Linked DNA regions of Homo sapiens: region 1 is linked to region 2. The links are chromatin contacts, found by Hi-C or POLR2A ChIA-PET in ENCODE. All regions are on one chromosome and are shown on one strand. The core of a region is the stretch at or near the end of the contact, and the rest is flanking DNA. Distances in the headings are between cores, read along the strand shown.

Region 1 (2,766 bases), core at 13-2,512, 190 kb after region 2:
GTTTATTCCAAGCCAGCACATCAAAAGAACAACTGTGGGAGATGGTGCAATAACTAACATTTTCTATAGTGTTCTAGCTGGCAGCCTCACATTTATAAGGCTTGTAAGCAATGTTGTAAGCAATGCTGTTTTGTGAGATAATCTAGATAATGTTTCATTGAGAAAAGTGATATTTTAATTATGGTGTAAAAGATACTGATCTTTTCCTTTCTGTGTCTAATAGGATATTTCTACAAACAAGATGCTGGATGGAAAATGATCTGATTCTATTTCAATAAAATAACCACCCTTTGAGGCAATTTCACCACCCCTGAGCCTCTGTGAGCAGGACATGAGGGGCCAGGGGTTACCAAGAAGAGAGTTGACAATAACGACTGGACTGGGGGAAAGAGGGGGCCATGGTGTCAGTGCCTTCCTCCTTCTGTCCCTCATGGGGCTGTCTTGTGCAGGACTGCCTTCCTGCCCCATGGCGGTGCACTCAGCTATGTCCCTGCAGGCTGGTAGGCCAGGATTCCCTCTGCCCATTAGCTGCAGACAGCCTGGCCCGGGGCTGAAAAGGGGGAGCTGAACCCTGATGGCAAAGAGGGAGTTAGAGTCCAGAGCTCCCTTCCCCACATGAGCCTGGGGAGCTTAGCTCTGATAAGTACATCGTTGCCTTGGCACCATCTGCCCTGGAGGACCAGGAGATGTTTGGAATGCCAGTTGTTGTGTCTGTTAGTTTGTATTTTAAAAGCACATGCCACAAACTGCCTATTCAGAGACCGGATTTGCTATGACTGTGAGATGCTGTGCCTTGATATGCTGACATTCTCCCATGTCATCTCTCTGCCTCTGGGAGCAAATGTCCTCCAGCCCTACAGACACATGCAGGGCCTCGGAAGACGTATCTCTTTACTGCCACTCCGGCCACGCACATGTCTGATAAGAAGCAGTATTATAGTGAATAGCCAGAGTCAATATTAAGTATTGGATAAGAATGAAAGTAGTTTGGGAATAATTATAACCACCTCCCCTACCCCAAAAAATATGCTGTTCAAAAGTCAGTCTGGAGACACAGATAACAACCCTATTTTTATACCAACCCGACTGAATTCTTAATACATGGCAAAAAAGAAGATCATGGCTTAACATAAAGCAGGAGATGTAATAAATAATGAACTGCACTAACAGCTTAGCATCATAAGGAGACAGATGGAAAACTTCTCTCCCGAGATCACTGCTTCCAGAATTAGAGAAAGGGCTTCTGGACGTGTTCAGGGTGGATAGTTCAAGCCTGAATTTCAATGAGATGGGAACACTTTTTAGTATAAACGCAAGATTTTCATGTCTCCCTTTTAGGAAAAATAGGGATTATGGCGTTCATCTGTTTCATCCAGAACTAGAAGCAAAACCCTAAACCTCAGACTCTTCCAGCATGTCTGATCCAATCAAACAAGGGAAGATGCTGCGGGTGCTTTGTATGCTAAGGAAGTGCTACGATGCCATCGTCTGTCCAGGAAAAGAAAGGAACACCCATCCATGTGGTTAAGCCATCAGAAAACTGGAGCATTGGGAATAAAGGAATTATTTCCACGAGACAAGCACGCCAGCCATTGGCTCATAATGAGCTGAAAGACCAATGACTGCTTCTCAGAGACTCCCTAGGGCCCAGTGTCCTGGGGGCAGACCTGTGGCTGAGTCAGCATGGTGCACAGCAGAAAGTGGGGGGAGAGTGGCCAGCGCTGCCCCGGCGGGCTCTGTCTGCATCACCTGGAGCGGCACAGACCCTTCAGTCTCCATTCTCTCTTCAGGAAAGAGGCCTACTCGCAGATGAACGCACCAAGGCTCAGGTAATCTCAGGAAGCTCATTTACTCACACAGTCCTGGCCCATCGGGCTCTCTGGAGGCCCTTCTTCCTTGGCTGTCACCTATTTCTAAACTGATATGTAATAGTTGTACATATTTATGGACTATATGTAATATTTTGATACATGCATGCAATGCGTATTAAGTCAGGGTAATTGGGATATCCAAGACCTCAAACATGTATCACTTCTTTGTGTCGGGAACATTCCAAATCTTCTCTTCTAGCTATTTTGAAATATACAATATGTCATTGTTAACTGTAGTCACCCTACTGTGCTATCGAACCCTAGAACATATTCCTTCTATCTAACTGTATGTTTGTATTCATTAACCAACCTCTCTTCATCCCCTTCTACCCTCTACCCTTCCAGCCCCTAATAACTATCATTCTACTCTCTACCTCCATGAGGTCAACTTTTTCTAGCTTGCACATATGAGTGACAACATGCTATATTTGTCTTTCTGTGCCTGGCTTATTTCAATTACCATAATTACCTTCAGTTCCATCTATGCCGCTGCAAATGACAGGATTTCATTCTTTTTTTTGTGGCTGAATAGTACTCCACTGTATATACATACTGCATTTCCTTTATTCATTCAACTATTGATGAACACAGGTTGATTCCATATCTTGGCTATTGTGAGCAGTGTTACAAAGAACGTGGAAGTGCAGGTATCTCTTCAACATACTGATTGCCTTTTCTTTGGATATCTACCCAGCAGAGGGATTACTGAATCATATGGTAGTTCTATTTTTAGGTTTCTGAGGAACCTTTATACTGTTATCCACAGTGGGTGCGCAAATGTTCATTCCATCCATCAACAGTGCGCAAACATTGCCCGTTCTTCACATCTTCACCAGCATCTGTTATTTTTTTGTCTTTTGATAGCAGCCATTTTAATGGAGGTGAGATGATATCT
Region 2 (2,700 bases), core at 93-2,592:
TGCCATTTGAGCAATGTGAAGATCATGCTTTAAAAGCAAAGAAAGCTTTCGCCTGACAAGCTGAAAGTCAGGTCAGCTTCCCCTGGGATGGCTGACTTAGGTCTAAGAGAATTCCAATTCCCGGCATGCCAACATATACATTAAACTCAAAATGTGTTGCACGTTATGAGTTATGTTTCTTTGTTACTAGCAGATGGTAAAAATTTCTATCATCTGCAAAGTTGCTCCTATTTCCATAAAAATTACAAAAATCACATTCCTCAAATGTATGTCACCAAATGTATTTATTTATTTTGCATGAAAGTGGAGGTAGCCAACTGCTTCAATATTATTTATCATTTGTTGCAGATGCATAACATTCCCAGAAAATAAACCTTTTTAATCAACTCCTTTTAAAGGGCCTATTTATTTTTAGAATTAAAAAAAATAGCAAATAAAAAATGTAGTGAAAACATTTTTGATCATTTCTCACTTATTTGTTTTTAATCTATAAATTGCGGTATCTTGTAGAGCTCCAGCCAAGGCCAATTATGGTGGTTAAGTAGAAATAGACGTCTAAACATGAAACTGTCATCATTTCCAAAATTCATCTATTCTTGATCATACGGTAACAGCATGAAACTAAATAAAAGTAACATCTATGAGCCCGATGGCTTTTCTCTTCCATTGAGCTCAAAACATTTCACCTATATGTCCCTTAATTATCCTCACAATGCCCCTTGGAGAAAGACACTGATGGTGAATATTATGACTAGGTTAACTCTTTTAAAGATCAAGAAACTTAGGATAAGAGTTTGATCATCAAAACAATGTCATAAAGACACACTGTGTAAAAGGAACAGCAATGTCCAAAGTACCTTACTCAGCTCTGCCCAGAGAACAGGAGCTATCCTGGAGCCAAGAAGTGGTGGCACCTCTTAAACCCTGATGTCTGACAAGCCCAGTAGTGAGAAGTAGTTAACATGAGCCCCAGAGGCAAAACAGGAATAAATGAAATAAGGCAAGCTATTTCCCAGTCAGACAGAGAGAACCATAAGGAGAATTCTGGAATAAAGTCTCAGCTGTTATAATTTTTTACAGCCCCCAACTGACAAAGGATAGAAATCAGTCTCTTTCCACAGCTCACACACAAAGCAGACCTATGTAACCTAGAATTGTGGAATGGAAGATAGAGAAGTGAATAAAAAAATAAAAAATGATAAGATTCTAAAGTTGCCCAGCGAGGGCTACTGATGTCACTATTTTTATCAAGTGCTACCCATTCATTAGCCTGCTCCAATCTCTCCCTAGGCTGCCCTACTGGTGAGAAAGGTGCTGGAGCCAGGACAGCCTGCCCTCTGGCTGAGTCACAGGTTGATTCAGCAGACCCAGCCAGCCAGGGGGGGATGACCTCCTTCCCACTGCACTCATCCACATGCAGCCTGATGAAATCTGATGAAATGCAGTTTGCTTGGAGCACTCGCTCCAAGCAAACTGCATTTCCCATGGAGGAGACTTTTAGGCAAGGGTATATGAAGCCAATTGTATCCCTTGACTAGAATCATCAAAATGTTTTATTCTTATTTTTAAAAAACTATCCAAACTACTGATATGTCTCCAGGGTTGTGGGGAGTCTAAGAAATAAGCAAATTCAAGGAGAAGAGAATGAACCACCTCTCACCTATCTTTTGGAAAAAGTTATCATGTTTTGCATGTTTTTAAAATACAGTCCTTTTCAAATAACAAAAACACAATTCACTTTCGTCCAAAAGCATTTTCTGAATACCACTGTGTCAGATACTAGGGAGACAGGGTCGTGATTGAGCCATCCTGCTGATGAGAAGACAACAGTCTGGGGCAAGGAGAATGGGGAAAAGGAAGAAGGGCACCAATTCACAATCAAACAATGTGAGCAGCCTGTGGTCAGGGCACTGGCAGGGGTAGCACAAGGAATCAGCATTGTTTCCTGCAGGAGACCAGCTTTGAGCTTGAGAAAACGGCAGGTTAAGGAGATGGAAAAGAAGAAGGGCTTAGAGGTACAAAATACATGGATTACTAGTAAGTGGCCTTTGGGAGTATATTCAGAGGCGGTTATGTTACTCTCTCCATACCTCCATACCACCTTGCTTCCTTTTTTTTTTTTTTTTTTTAGACGGAGTCTCACTCTGTTGCCCAGGCTGGAGTGCAGCAGGGTGATCTCAGCTCACTGCAACCTCCGCCTCCCAGGTTCAAGTGATTCTTTTGCCTCAGCCTCCCGAGTAGCTGGGACTACAGGCATGTGCCACCACACCCAGCCAGCTAATTTTTTTTTTTTTTTTTTTTTTTGTATATTTAGTAGAGACAGGGTTTCAGGACGTTAGCCAGGATGGTCTCGATCTCCTGACCTCATGATCCGCCTGCCTTGGCCCCCCAAAGTGCTGGAATTACAGGCGTGAGCCACTGTGCCTGGCCCACCTTACTTCTTTAACAAGGTGGAATTCCTCATTTAAAGTTTCATTTATGTGGTTTACCCACTGCTAACCTATCATTGCTACCTCACTCTAAACAGGTTCGTCTGATCCCTTCCTAAGAGCAGATTTGGTTTGGAGCAAATGCATGAAGAGTGGATGCAGAGGACACAGAGAAACACTCTCCCCCTTTTTACAGTTTATATCAGGCTGCCTCTAAGCAGCCTGGCCACAGAGAAGACAATCTTTTCAGATACTTTGAGACCTGACAACA

What was found. Hi-C counts contacts between places; a loop is a spot of excess contacts on that map. ChIA-PET counts read pairs that join two places held with the same protein, here RNA polymerase II (POLR2A).
Region 1: a map of esophagus muscularis mucosa shows a loop between it and region 2 (2.1-fold over the local background). The contact joins the promoter of LINC01104 here to the enhancer-like site in region 2. A Hi-C loop is called at or near these places in 1 of 168 maps with a recorded cell type or tissue (esophagus muscularis mucosa). POLR2A ChIA-PET finds 5 or more read pairs at or near these places in 1 of 52 experiments (PC-3).

The regions. Positions count from the first base shown.
Region 1 is chr2:100,206,992-100,209,757 of GRCh38, forward strand. It overlaps LINC01104 (long intergenic non-protein coding RNA 1104), which reads left to right and starts at 1,263. Exons shown (of 3, transcript NR_103730.1): 1 at 1,263-1,829.
Region 2 is chr2:100,012,674-100,015,373 of GRCh38, forward strand. The region is part of intron 4 of AFF3 (ALF transcription elongation factor 3); the gene reads right to left. Among named protein-coding and RNA genes, the nearest start is that of AFF3, 130 kb to the right of the region's middle. Within about 2 kb of position 1,343, at least 2 of the 41 ENCODE cell types and tissues checked have a DNase peak (open chromatin) inside an H3K27ac peak, as active enhancers do.